Regions from separate parts of the Homo sapiens genome. Here region 1 is linked to region 2. A link is a contact called in ENCODE Hi-C or POLR2A ChIA-PET data. All regions are on one chromosome and are shown on one strand. Each heading gives the region's core, a stretch centred on a gene start or an enhancer-like site at or near the end of the contact. The rest is flanking DNA. Distances are from core to core; before and after follow the strand shown.

The links. Hi-C counts contacts between places; a loop is a spot of excess contacts on that map. ChIA-PET counts read pairs that join two places held with the same protein, here RNA polymerase II (POLR2A). Pooled maps may share reads with other maps.
Region 1: a pooled map shows a loop between it and region 2 (2.6-fold over the local background). The contact joins the enhancer-like site here to the promoter of FGF14-IT1 in region 2. A Hi-C loop is called at or near these places in 2 of 50 pooled maps. POLR2A ChIA-PET finds 5 or more read pairs at or near these places in 2 of 52 experiments (T-cell and activated naive CD4-positive, alpha-beta T cell).

The regions. Positions count from the first base shown.
Region 1 is chr13:102,649,815-102,656,548 of GRCh38, reverse strand. TPP2 (tripeptidyl peptidase 2) reads right to left here. Exons shown (of 30, transcript NM_001330588.2): 24 at 5,152-5,190. Among named protein-coding and RNA genes, the nearest start is that of METTL21C, 42 kb to the left of the region's middle. Within about 2 kb of position 4,433, at least 4 of the 41 ENCODE cell types and tissues checked have a DNase peak (open chromatin) inside an H3K27ac peak, as active enhancers do.
Region 2 is chr13:102,393,222-102,400,002 of GRCh38, reverse strand. FGF14-IT1 (FGF14 intronic transcript 1) reads left to right here and starts at 5,484. Exons shown (of 4, transcript NR_036486.1): 1 at 5,484-5,649; 2 at 6,172-6,245. It overlaps FGF14-AS2 (FGF14 antisense RNA 2), which reads right to left and starts at 5,425. Exons shown (of 1, transcript NR_036487.1): 1 at 4,298-5,425. It also overlaps a transcript of FGF14 not described here. RefSeq lists an enhancer at 5,349-5,578.

The DNA of each region.
Region 1 (6,734 bases), core at 3,184-5,683, 260 kb before region 2:
TCTGATAGGAAGAAAACAAAACAGAAAAGGATAGAATGACTGTCAGGTAACGAGGGGGAGCCGATGGACACAAAGTGGTTATAGAAAGCCACTCTGAAGAGGTAATATCTTACGCAAACGACCCTCAATGAACAAGGAGCAGATGAGCAAGTGTAAAGACCTGAGCTGGGTATAAAGCAAGCACAGCTGTATCTTCTGAGAAAGCAGGCAGCAGCCAACTTAAGTAGGGCTTGACAGAATATGGTTTAAAAAAGAAAAGAAAAAATACTATATATTGTATTCCAAGTGCACTAAGAAGCATACCAGAAGAGTTTTACAAAAGACAGTGACATGATTAAAGATTTCTGCTTTTTGTTTAATGACTCTGGTTCCTGTATGGATTAAAATTTTGGTTTGTATTCTATTTGGAAAATAGATTATAGAGGGTAAAGGTGGAGGCAAGAAGACAACAAGTTAGGAAACAAACCTAGGAAACCCTACACTGCCTTAGACTAAAAATGGGTCGCAGAAATGGGAGAAAATGAATAGATTTGAGATCTTCTTTAAAGGTAGAACCAATGTGTTGCTGACAATGTTGAAAAATATGTGGATGAATAAGGTCAGTTAGGGATAGTGAATGGAAAAAGCAGCTCTGTGAGTGAGAAAAGGAAAGCAAAAAGCACCTGGGATCACGGAAGCCTTGAGGAAAAACCACCAAGAAGAAAGAGAAAATGATCAACTGCCCATTTAGCTGAGAGGCAGTGTACGACGAAGAAGGAAGGAACTGAAAACCCGGCAGCACAGAGCCTACTGACCCCCCCGGACAAGAACAGTGTCAGGGGACAGTGGAGCAGTCCAGGCTGGAGGAGACAGAGATGAAAAGAGAATGGAAGTCAACATGTCTGTGATTCTTTTGAGAAGTTTTGCTTTGAAGACAGCAGCAGAGAAATGGAGAGTAACTGTATTTATTTTATTCACAGATAAGTCTTGACTTGTGAAAGGTAAAGCATTATTTGGGAAATGAAATCACATGCTATACCTGCTAGATTTGTTTTTGGCACAGTAACTGGGTGTCCTTAATTAAGTCGTTATTTATTAAGTCAGTTCCTCAAATTCTATCTTCAGGTTTGCATTTAAAATGGTGCTAAATTAAAATACTATATTCATTTTAATTAACAAAGTTTGTAAAACTGAAACAAATGTTCCCAAAAAGACATTCACTGAAAAAGCTTTACTCTGGTTGAGTAAAAAAATAATACTGCAAGTCCTCACCTCCCGCAAATAGGATTTTTAGGAGCATATACGACACAAATATTCCCATTTTAAATATTTTCACCAACACAATTTCGGGGTATAAAATGATGTAACAGTAAACAACAGGAACTATGGTTGTAGTTCTAATAGTATTCCAACACAAAATAATAATCCTATCTCCACACTGACTCATTTAAAGCACAGAAAACCACTTTGATGTCAGATAACCATATAAATCCATTTGTAGCCACTGGCTGTCATTCTCCCTCTGAGGTCAGGGGGCCAGAACCTGTAAACAAAGGCCTCACGTGAAACATGAGACTGGGAAAAGGAAACAGGTCTATTGCTTGGGCTAGCTCTTTCAGGACCCAGCTGCCTGTCCTGCTCCTCTCCTTCTTGAGGTTCACTCTCTGGGTAGGCACTGCCCTGAGCAAAGCCAAGGTAAGCGCAAAATCTGAGCTGATCTTCTACCACCAAGTTCTTATGGAAACAGACTGCATCAGTGTCATCTGTACAGCAAAGACAACACATCTAGGAATTAAAGGGGCTAAGTGGCCTCCAATATTTACTTTCTGTTAATATAGCTCCATTCTCCATGGAATTGAGCTTCTCTGCCACCCAGTGTGCTAGAAGAGTGGTCTCCAGTCTTTCTCCCTGAGCTTCCCACACCTCCTCACCGTATCAGGGAGAGAGGTATGCTGCTCTTAGGCAGGCAGCCTATGTGTTGTGAGGCACTTCCTCCTCAGACTCAGAGGTATTTGCTATTGTTTTAGTACAGAAGAGAAAAGAGAATTGAATTTAAAATGAACAATCTATTAAAATTAATTTAGGATTTACAATTAATTCTAACAAAGACCTATCAAAAGTGGGAAAAAAGATATCCTAGTAACCTTAGACTATCATTAAAAGCAAAAAAAGAGACAAAGAAAGTTTATGATGAATTATCTTAGTGAAACAAAAATCAAGGTTTTGTAATCAGCATTTTACATGTTAAATATATCAAATTAACAATTATAAATGTTAGTGTAATCCTACAAGATGTTTCAGGACAGGGAATTTTTTATTAGTAAAAATTATAAACCTGGTAGTTTTAATTTCTAATCAAAAGAAAAATGGCGCTATTTTCACTTGCTGTATCACAATAATTTCTTCTTTGTGCCAATAAATATTAATATTTTTATGACAATTCTCAAGGGGTTAACATAGTACCAATTTAATAGAAATAATTTTGTACCTTTATTCTTGAGAAATCTTGATTATGGTTTAAAAAGACAGTCAAGAAGAATCTTCAGAGCAGAAATGCTATGAAGATTTCTCTACAGTATATATTTAATGTTAAGTTTAGAAAAAAGGCATTCCAGCTATTCATGAAGTATTTCAACAGTGTTCAAACTGAACAGTGTTATTCAGAAAGTCAAACTCACCTGCCAAACCAATAACTACTCTTTGGGCAACACAACGCACTATAAGTTAAATTGTGGTTCAAAATGGCAATTTCTTTAGTTCTTAAAATTGTTAGTAACTGAATACTCAAAAATTTAAAAGCTTCACATAAACTATTTTTAAAATTTATATCATATTTGAATGCTATTTATGATCTGTTAAAAGTGACAATATTCAGGCTGGGTGCAGTGGCTCATGTCTGTAATTTCAGCATTTTGGGAGGCTGAGCCAGGAGGATCGTCCGAGGCCGGGAGTTTTAGACCACCTTGGGCAACATACGTAGTAAGACCTCTCTCTATAAAAAGTAAAAATTAGCCAGGCATAGTGGCACACGCCTGTAGTCCCAGCCACTCTAGGGAGGCTGAGGTGGGAGGATCACTTGAGCCCAGGAGCTGGAGGCAACAGTGAGCTACGATCATGCCACTGTACTCTAGCCTGGAGTGTAGAGTGAGACTGTCTCTTAAAAAAACATACAAACAAACAGAAAATATATTATTGCATTTTACAAGGAATTTTAAAAAGGGTGACATACCGTTTCAAATCAAGTCACTGAAACCCAGAGGAAAAAATCTATTAAGAATTATATACAAAATGCTATTTATCTTAATCAACCGGAAATTATACATGTATTTTTTTCTTTGTAATGTGACTATAAAACTGTAATACTAATTATTTCTAAAATAAGAGCTTTATTGTGTACTTGCATTGAAGACAGAAAGGAACGAGCAGAGATAACTCTAGCTGCCAAGTTCTTCAAATGAAGCTTTACTAATCACCAAGTAAATGCCTTCCTATTCATTCAGTGTTTTCCTAACTATACAACCTAATTCAAACAAAATCTACCCAAACTTGCAAAAGGTCAACAAAAATAAGAAGAAAAATAATTGGCTATGGCCTTCGTGATAAGTGCCTTCTATTTTTAATAGATTCCTAGAATACCTATTCCTTGTTCTCTAAAGCAGTAACTTGCAAACTATTTTTACAATGTCCCAAAGATATACACATTAATACATAAAATGAAATTACAATTTTATGAGTCTGATGAACTGACATTTCCTATTTTAAAAAAATGCTGTTTTTATCCCATTACGTGGCCCCCAAACGGTCAAGACACCCAGTTGAGAAATACTGATCTTTAGATCTTTCTCCAGAAAGATGATTCCTAGTATCTGTATTTTGTTTGGACAAATTATTTACTATTATGTAATAATATGGACATTTCAGAAGACATTTTAATAAAGGATAAGCTGTTATAGAATGGTGATTCCCCAGTTCCATATCACTACTAATTAACAAGTATACATTAGGACATTACTGATTTTCCCACTGTAATTCTTTCTGTTTAAAAAGAAATCATGAAAATGTTGAATGACGTAGCACGTCTTCACCAGAAAGCTTATTAAATATGTGGTCCCTTTTATATATATATATATATATATATATATATATATATATATATATATATATATATATATGTATGTATGTTTTGTTTTGAGACAGGGTCTCACTCTGTCACCCAGACTGGAGTGCAGTGGTGTGATCTCAGCTTACTGCAGCCTCCACCTCCCAGGCTCAAGCGATCTTTCCACCTCAGCCTCCAATAGAGTAGCTGGGACTATAAGTGTGTGCTACCACGCCTGGCTAATTTTTGCATTTTTTTGTAGAGACAGGGTTTCACCATGCTGCCCAGGCTGGTTTCAAACCGCTGAGCTCAAGGGATCTGCCCAACTTGCCCTCCCAAAGTGCCGGGATTACAGGCATGAGTCACTGCGCCTGGCCCTAAAATATATTTATAGCAGACATTTTCTTTTCTGAGTTAAATCTGGCCCCAGCAGTAAATCAAAGATTGCTTAATATGCTGCAGAGAGGCTGATCAGACCACTTAGTAGCGATGGGCTTAAAATCTGTGTTCTTAGCATAAGCTTTAATTGTCAGTGAACAGTCCTTATTTCTGTTCCTGCTACATCCATTGATCTTTATTGTTTCTCTTCTTTCAGAACCAGAATGGATACAAGAGCAGGGAATAAAGTTCGCTTTAAAAAGCTGCAACATTTTATTAATCAAATCACCCAATTTAAAAGTGCTTTTAGACTTTAAAAATAAGTGCTTTAGCTTATATGGCTAAAAAAAAAAAATTATCACATCCATCTCTCTATAAAATTGTAAATATGAAAAATTTCAAATATTGCTACTTGTTATCATATCTGTAGCAAGAAATGAATAGCATTAAAATTTTTGTATACACAGAGAAAATGAGTCATCCAGGAATTTATGGTGGGGAAAAAAAAAAAAACCTTTAGAAAAGCAGTATGTCAACAATGCTTCTAAGTACAGCTAAGAGCACTATACTTTAGAATGCAAAGAAAGGAAACTAAGGGAGACTTATTAAAAAAAAGGTTTATAATAGTGACAGAAAAAAGTTTAATATGCAAATAAGGCTTTAAGACATCTTTTTTAAGAACTGACAATCAGTACCTTTTTAAATTTTCCTTGTCGTTTTGCTGCAGACTGCCCCTGGGAGTTAGAACGACATTCTGTAAGAAAACATGCATAATCTACACAGGATGGAGACAGAACCTCTGTCTAATTGTCTTTCAGTTTATGTTCCACCTGTGTTACACCACTTAGAAGGCTCAGGTCTGTGATTAAGATGGCATGCTTTTAAAGAAAGCAACATTGCCACTTTCATTCCTTACATAAGAAAAAGTACTCAAATATGTTATTACTAAGAGTACATGTCAACTTCTTATTGAAAAATTTAGTAGATCAAAATCTATTGCTTATAAAAGCATTTCTTAAAATAGTAAATTTAGTTGATGGTCTAGTCTGATTAAAGGGTACCACAACAACCCCATTGCCTATGCATTCTTATAAAAAGCAACAAAGTTACTGTGAAAGTCAAAGTGAAGTGAAAGTTACCTTCCCAACTACCAAAAAACAAGAAAACGCTAAACCACTGAGAAAAGATTACATAAACAATGTGATGGAAGTTATAATGAACTCAACAGCTTTAAGTTACTGCTTTCTCCCAGGAAGGTCTCCCTTGATAAATAGCTACCATAGTTAACACCACATATTTATAATTTAATTTCACAATTGTCTCCTAAAACAATGTAACTGGGAAGTAGTAACTATTTCTGAATTGCTAAAAGCCCACTTTTACTAATAATGCTTTTCTGTTATACTCTTCACAAGTAAGCAGACTCTTCAAAGTGTCATCTGTCATCTGAACGAAAATTCACAGCTGACGCCCAATAGCTGGAGCAGCTATGCTTCCTGTGAAATGAAATCTACAAAAAAAACTACCAGGGTTTCTTAAATCAGTGCATGTATTAATTACAAACCATTAACTATTGATTTACTTCAAATTATACTAAAGTACGTATGTATAAACAGTATAAACTGAAATGAGACCCAAGAAATGTCAGGGTAGGCAACTTTCTAAGCACAAGTTTCCCCAATTATGCTTCAATGACAGTAAATAAATGGCTTTTGGTTCAATAGTGGCAAAAAATAAATATAATTCTTAAGATGTATGAGAACTACTCATTTTGATAACAGCATTTATGTAGCAGGCTTACTTAGCTCTGTAAGAAGTAATAGTACAGAGAAATGCAAAACTGTTAAGAATGACAACTTTTACTGGCATTGAGCTAAAATGATTATTATGACAAAAGGTGATAGATCTATATAAACATCATTCTCATAATAAATTTGTAATGAAAACATAGAAGGAAAAAACAAAAACAGGTAGGTACTTATAAAACTGTAACATATATGTCTAAAGTACAACAACCAGAAACATATTTCTAAAAAAAGCATCATTTTGAAATTAAAAGGCAATACCAAAAGAAACATCTCATATTTTCCTACTTAACCATGTGAAATTCCAATGAGATAGGTCTGTAGAAGTGTGAAGAAACATGTTTTAGGGTAATTGTTCTGACTACTTTTTAAAAGCACCCCAAGATAATCTGATTTATTCCTATGTCCATAATCTTATATGGACAACCAATCTTATTGGTTAAATTTCTATAACATGTTCTAATCTTAAATAT
Region 2 (6,781 bases), core at 4,235-6,734:
CCTGCAGCAAAGGAGAAACTGCGAGTTGTTAGACAGTCTAAAAGGGCAGAGGCTCCTATGCTGGGGCGGAGAAGATTGCCCCCAGCTGGTACTTTGGGGTGGCAATTGAGGCTCTGGTAGTAGCCTCTGGCTGCTCCGTGGACTCGGTGCTGCAGTGGGCTCTGGGCTCTGCCCTGAGTCCTCCTCCCTGTGTTCTAGTTCTTACACCGTTTCTATTCACCCCATCTGTTTCCTCCTCCTCCGTCCTTTTACCCTCCTCTCTTCTTAACTCCTCAGCGTTTAGCAACTCTGAAACGACACACCAACCTGAGAATTGCCCAAGGGGAAAACAGTGTTGTCACCTTTCCACCCGCATGTCTAATTCAGCTATGAAGTGTACCCCAAGATGTACTCCAAGTCCCCGACATCAAACCTAAAACTTGCTGACGCTTGGTTCATACAAAACCAACTTACATCTGCAACACTATCTCACAGCCTAATATGAAGACCCTTTTTGCAAGACTTCTCAAAGTGAGAAAGGCCAAGGGCTGCAGTGGGAAGGGCAGGGGTGACTGCTTTACACTGCAAAAATGGTGGTCTTTTGAACCCTTCTTGTGTCTTTCTGTGAAAAGATTTAACTCTCTTCTGAGAAAGGAATAGTGCAAAAACATTTTTTATTTAGATGTGACCATTTGTCTTAGGGACCTTGAAGTCAGTCCTTCCATAGTACTGGAGAGTGGGAAATAATTTAGCACAGAACAGTAAGTTTCTTTGTAGGCCTTTATAATTTTTTTTGTAAACAATTTTACCGGAAACACTAAATTTCTCCCTATACACGAGTCACAATCTTATTACACTTCCTCCATCCCACCCACTTTCATCTCTCTGGAATAGTTTTTCCCCCCTTCCAAGGCATTTTTGGAAACTGTGGAACAAATGACAATTTATTTTTAGAACAATTCATTTTGCAGCTTATGAATGCTAAAGTATTTGGGTATGAATTGATGGGCTAACTCAAAGTGTATCTAAGAACATTACCAACTATTCTAATAGGATAATTTAGTGTTAGATAACCAGGGATATGAGTTCCAACCAGGGAGTTGGAGCATTTAGTATATATATATATTATATATTATACATATATATAATATATATATTTAAATGGGACATTAATGTGTCACATTATTTATCTTACCTTCTAAAAGTTTTAGCCTGTTAAGCTTGAATCGAACCCATGCCAAGCCATTCCCTTTCACTATTGTACTTCGTGAGTTCCATTCTCCTGCTAGTAACATAAAGCCTAAAATCTTTTGCAGGTTTTTGATCCCAAAATAGCAGTAGAACTAAAAAGTTAATTGGGTAATTAAAATGAAACAAACACTAAAATTCTTTTAACTGTTACAGCCAAAAGGAACAGATTGACTACTACCTATTATGTTATCTTAAATTTAAAAAGAGAACAATTAACTGGTTTCAAACTAAGAAACTTGGGAGAATACTGCCAAATACCAGTGAATTTGGTGTAAAGCACCTATTCTTATTTCAGAGATAAATAATAGGTTAATTTTCCTTCCTATATCTTTGGAAGTTATGAAATAATTTACTGATTATTTCCAATTCGCTAAACTGTCAACAAGTGTAGGTGGTTCAAGCATTCGTGGAATTTCAGAGCACCGCTATATAATCAAGTTGGTGTGAAAATAAGCAGAAAATAGAGTTACGAATTTAAGGACAAAGTTATTCATCTACCCAAAAGTTATTGATTAGCTCATTATTAATACTTATATAAGAGGTCTTCATTAAATAGTGTTTTGGGCTTGTTTTATGTAAAATTTAACTGGAAGAGAACATGAAAAATGTGTTTGCACAATATATGCTTTTTAAAATAAATTCCAATAGCTTAAAAGTCCTGGATATAAAGTAAATTTGCTATCTTCATTAAAACACCCAGTCTAACAACTATTATCAGAGAACACACACACACACACACACACACACACACACACACACTCTTAAATGTCCTACTTTCCTAGCAGAGCAACAGCTATGCATTTAGAATAAATGTTACCTGCTTCAACTTTCACTGTAGGAGTCATGCAAGGTGACTTTATTTTAGGCAAATCATTAAATAGGGAATACTAAGTCCAAGGCATTTATTTTGCTTGAAGGAGGCTTCATAGGTTTCTTTAAACCAGTATGATAGTTTGGATTGACCAATGTATATAATAGGCCCGTTCTGGAAATAATCTAGGTCACTGCACTTTAAGCCAAGGGTACTAAGGAAAGAAGTGTGGTTGAAAAAAGAAAATCCACAATAAACATAAATACTAAGGTCATGTCATTGCTGTCTCTTCAGGCACATAATGTAAAACAAGCAAAGGAAGCCACAGACCCTCAAATAGATATACCCACTCAACCACACACAGGATATCCCCAAACTTCCATGGCTTGGTAGGATTTTGGAAAACACAGATTTTAAGATAAATCATAATCTAAGAGGATTTTATTGAGTACAAATGTCAGTGCCCAGTGTTAGTACGAAGCAGACGCCCTAGACCTAGTTCTGCACAGCACACTGAGAACATTCCATCAATTCTCTTTTTCTGAACTCAGTCTCCCGCTCTGTCGTGTAACTTTGAGGTGGAACATGCAGGGCTTGGTAGGACCCATGATCACTTTCTATTTCCTACTTGTCTGGCTGCCTTTCAGCTCTGCTTTTGCCTTTCACTAAGCTGTTTTAGGTGCCAAAACACCTGGTATGCCACTGTTACTCATTTAAATATACGTTTTTTTAAAAAGCTACTTGCTTTACATCTAGGGCTGTCATGGTGTTTGGAAGTGAGAAAATAGGAAGAGAGGGAAGAAGAGTGAGCACTTTTTACTCCCCTCCTTCTCAGCCTACCGACTCATCCTAGGTTCCAGTAGAGCTGGGTGAGCCACAAATGGGCCACAACCTCTGCAAGTCTAAACACTGAGTATATTTCAAATGAAAACATCAAATTCAGACTGCACGTCTGGAACAGCAAACAGATGTAAGCTGCTTCTTCTAACATGCTTGGCTGTAGAGTGGGATTCAATGTAGTATTAGTTGGCCTTAGACTCCATCCAGGAAGCTTATTTACTGAGGTAACAAAATGGGTTTTGTAGAGCAGTGCCACTCCATGAACCAAAGGATGGCATTTTAGGTAGGCTTCGGAGTACTGCCTTGTTGGGAGAGTAGATTTTTCTTTTTTGAAATGTATATCCCAGTTAATAAGTGTAAAATTCAATGCATGATAATCTAAACTTAGTTTTAACAATGAAGATGACTTTGGCTGTACAACTTGTTCTCATCTTAGACAGCATCCATAACTGAGAAAATTTGTTCAAATGATGCAGTACTTTCTGAAAGTGCTAAAGCTAATTCTATACTATACTTCACGTTTCCTACAATGAACCATTCCTTTAAAATGTTCGAACCCAGTCTTCCATGTTTTAGCAACACAAACATTGGAGACTTTTGTGAAGTGTTTTTATACATATGGTAACAAGGACAACAACCAATGTTTTCACTCCTTTGCACATTTTGGCATCATACCTCACTCAAATTGACTCATACGCCTTCTATAAATACCACGTAGATGTCTCAAAATGGAAGCATTTATTCAAAATAGTGTCTTTTGCCTTAAGGGGAAACAGTTGGGCTGTTTGAACAGTCTAACAGGAGCTCTTCTCTTCAGTGTTAAACAAGTCATTGCACTGTGCCTATTTTTAATAAAACCTTTGAGCCCAACTCAGTATTACCTCCAGGAGGGACTGTGGAGGTAATACTATTTACCTCCTGTAAATAGGGACAGGGAAACACCTATTTACACATCTGCCTGCTCACTGCCATAGTCTGTGTGGTGTTCCTTAGGACTTGTGTACCAGGTACAAGGTTTAGTTATGTGTTGAACCCGGGTACTGAAGGGCATGGAGTTTTCTGAGGGAGACTTCTCAGCTCCCCGTATACCTCTAGAGATGCAATAGCTCTTTTGTATCAAGACCAACTATGTCCTGATGTTTTCCCTGTGTAGTTCTCTAGCTGCCACTATTTTTTTTACTTTGGTCAGAATGTAAAAGGTAGGATGATGAAGAGAAGGGAACAAAAGGAGGGATTCTTAGGGACTTCCTAAACTTGAAGGCAAAAAGGATGAATGTCGCAGACATGTTTTATAGGGAACAGTGAAGTTCTTGTTTGATTAGTCTGGTAACATCATGTAAGAAAGTCACCCAACAACTGCTGGGCACCACTGCCTTTGTCACTGTCTCTTGACAAAAACTCTGTTCACGACACATGGTAGGTTTTCAATACACTTTAATAAAATAGTGAAAAATAGGTATCTCTAGGATAGTGAACTATGGGACTACAAAGGGCAGGACGATACATTTTACTTGGTTAAATTCGCTTAATGCTTACTCCTTTCTCAAAGCGCCAACCAAGAATTTGGCTACTAAATAAAGAAAAAAGCTGTTAGTGGCTCTTTATCCGCCACGATAGGGTGCTCTGAAACCCGGTCCTGCAGACATTCCCTTGGCCCACATTTTATAGCTTCCTTCTCAGTCTCAAGGCCTGTAGTCTACTGTTCACACTCGAGCCTCTCGCAAAATACACAAGCTCAAAAGCTCATGGCGTTCTCCCCATCTGGCATTCTCGGCCTTAGAATAGCAAACGTTAGGGCACCATTAGGTTCATAGTTGCCAGACCCTTCATTTTCTTTTTTAATCTTTAATTTTCTTCTTAACAAGGAAGACATTCCGCAAAAAATAAACTCCCTCTTTTGAGCTCCTTTCTCTGAAGATGGTAACTGGAACTCTCATTAGTAAAGAACCTCGAGTTCCAGTTGCTTTGGACGGAGTTTCTCGCTTAGTATTTTGCTCTTTGGCAGTTTGAAAAGCAGTAATCTTCCAACTTCGCAGCTCCCTGCACTCGCGCCTACCACCCTGATCTATTTGGCTTTCTCCTTTTTGGAGCCACTTTAAAAGGTGCAGGGTGCTGGGCCGCTGTGGCCTCGGGCTGAGAGGCGGGGAGTTGGTGTCCGGGACCAGAAAGTTTGGCAGAAGCCACGGCTCTGGGCCCAGGCCCCGGGCTTCCAGAGAAGTGTGTCATTATTTGTTTTCTGCAAAGCCGCGAGCGGGCCCACGCTGCAGCTCTGCCTCCAGGCGTGGAACCCCTCGGTAATCCGGGTGAAGCTGGGTTCCGAGTGTGGACTGCTTCGGCTCTGAGGAGGAGGGAGCCCAACGGGCCAGGCACGGGCTTCCTCCTGGCTTTACCCATTGGCCCAGAGTCCCCGGTCCCGCCGCCGCTGCCCTCTGCTCACGGGGACCGGCCATCACCGCGCTCCCAGCCTCGGCTCGCCGGGGGCTTCGCTACGCAATGCGGCGGAAGCGGCCCGTTGGAGCCGCCGTAGCGCGGGAAGTTTCCGTTGCCACGGAGATGACCTCTGACCCTAGGGCGTCTCTGGGACCCGGCAGCTTGTGCTGTTGTTGCTATGGAAACCATGGCGGCCGGAAGCCGCCGCGCGGGAGAGACTTGGGGCGCGGGTCGGGGCTAGGGCTCCTGCCCTGGCAGAGATCTTCGCTCTTCCGTGGTGGCCGGGGACCGGGCAGTGAGCGGCCGGCTCTGCCGCCCGCGGGGCGCGGGTTTGCAAGGTCACTCCTCCGGCGTTGACGCGGGGGCACCCCATGTGCACTGCTGGACCTGAGGGATGGGAAAGCCACAGGTGGCTGCCTTGGCCCTCCCGGTCTGGCCTCCCGCTAGCGGGCGCCAGCTCTGGACCCGAGACCCATCTGAAGGAAAGGGAAGGGAGCTGGCGTTGCTGGTGATTCTGCCCAAGCTCAGGACTGGGAGAGAACGAGCCAAGTTCTGGTCTCAGCTTACACACTAGCTACTGGGAGACCCTGGGCGGGTCCTGAAGTTTTCTGGGCTTCAGTCCCCTCGGCTACTACAAGAAGGATATTGATTAGAGTAATCCCAGATCAGCCCCAGCTCTAATATTCTAGGTTCCCATAACGTTCACACCCAGTCCTGATTGTAAGTAAACTTCCCTCACCCCTTCCCTGTATCTCTCCCGGACTATGTTAACTATATATTTAAATTGTACTCTAAATTCAGAGACCATCAGAGATAAGAGGTTGACCTTAGCGATCACAAACAACCTGTTCCTTTTACAGGTGTGGCAACTCCTTCCCAGTGGAGGAAGCGACTGTTCCAAGAGCCAGTTTTGGAATTGTAGGCACAAACACAGGTAGAAGCTTTGAGCCTTGGGTGAAGAAACGCGTATTTTACTGGTGACACTAGGAAGAGCTCCTCATGCGCTTCATAGAATTGTGTGGTTGGTGCTGAAATAGATGGCATTCCATTTATCCATTATATTCCCCAGATACCTTTTCCTTAGACAGTTTTAAGATTTTCGGGGTAGGGGAGGGTATCTTCACTAGTTTATTTTTCCTTCTCTCATATCCATGCTATTGGGAAAAATCTTTCTTAAATCTTTTTTATAAACCTCATTTGTAAATTAAGAAGTTGAAAAAGATTATTTTCAGAGTTTATTACAACTCTGAAATTTATGAATTATTTCTTTTAGGTCCACGTGCTTTTTATCACTTTTTCAGTAACTACAATCTCAAAAAAACAAAAAACAAAACTTAGTAAACACTTAAAAAGTGCTGCTGTGTTTGAACTGTTGATGCTGGAGATACAGGGGTGAAGAAGAGTTCTTCCTTCAAGGAATTAGCAGGAAAGACAAAAGACAGGATCAATTATGATGTGGTGAACAATTCT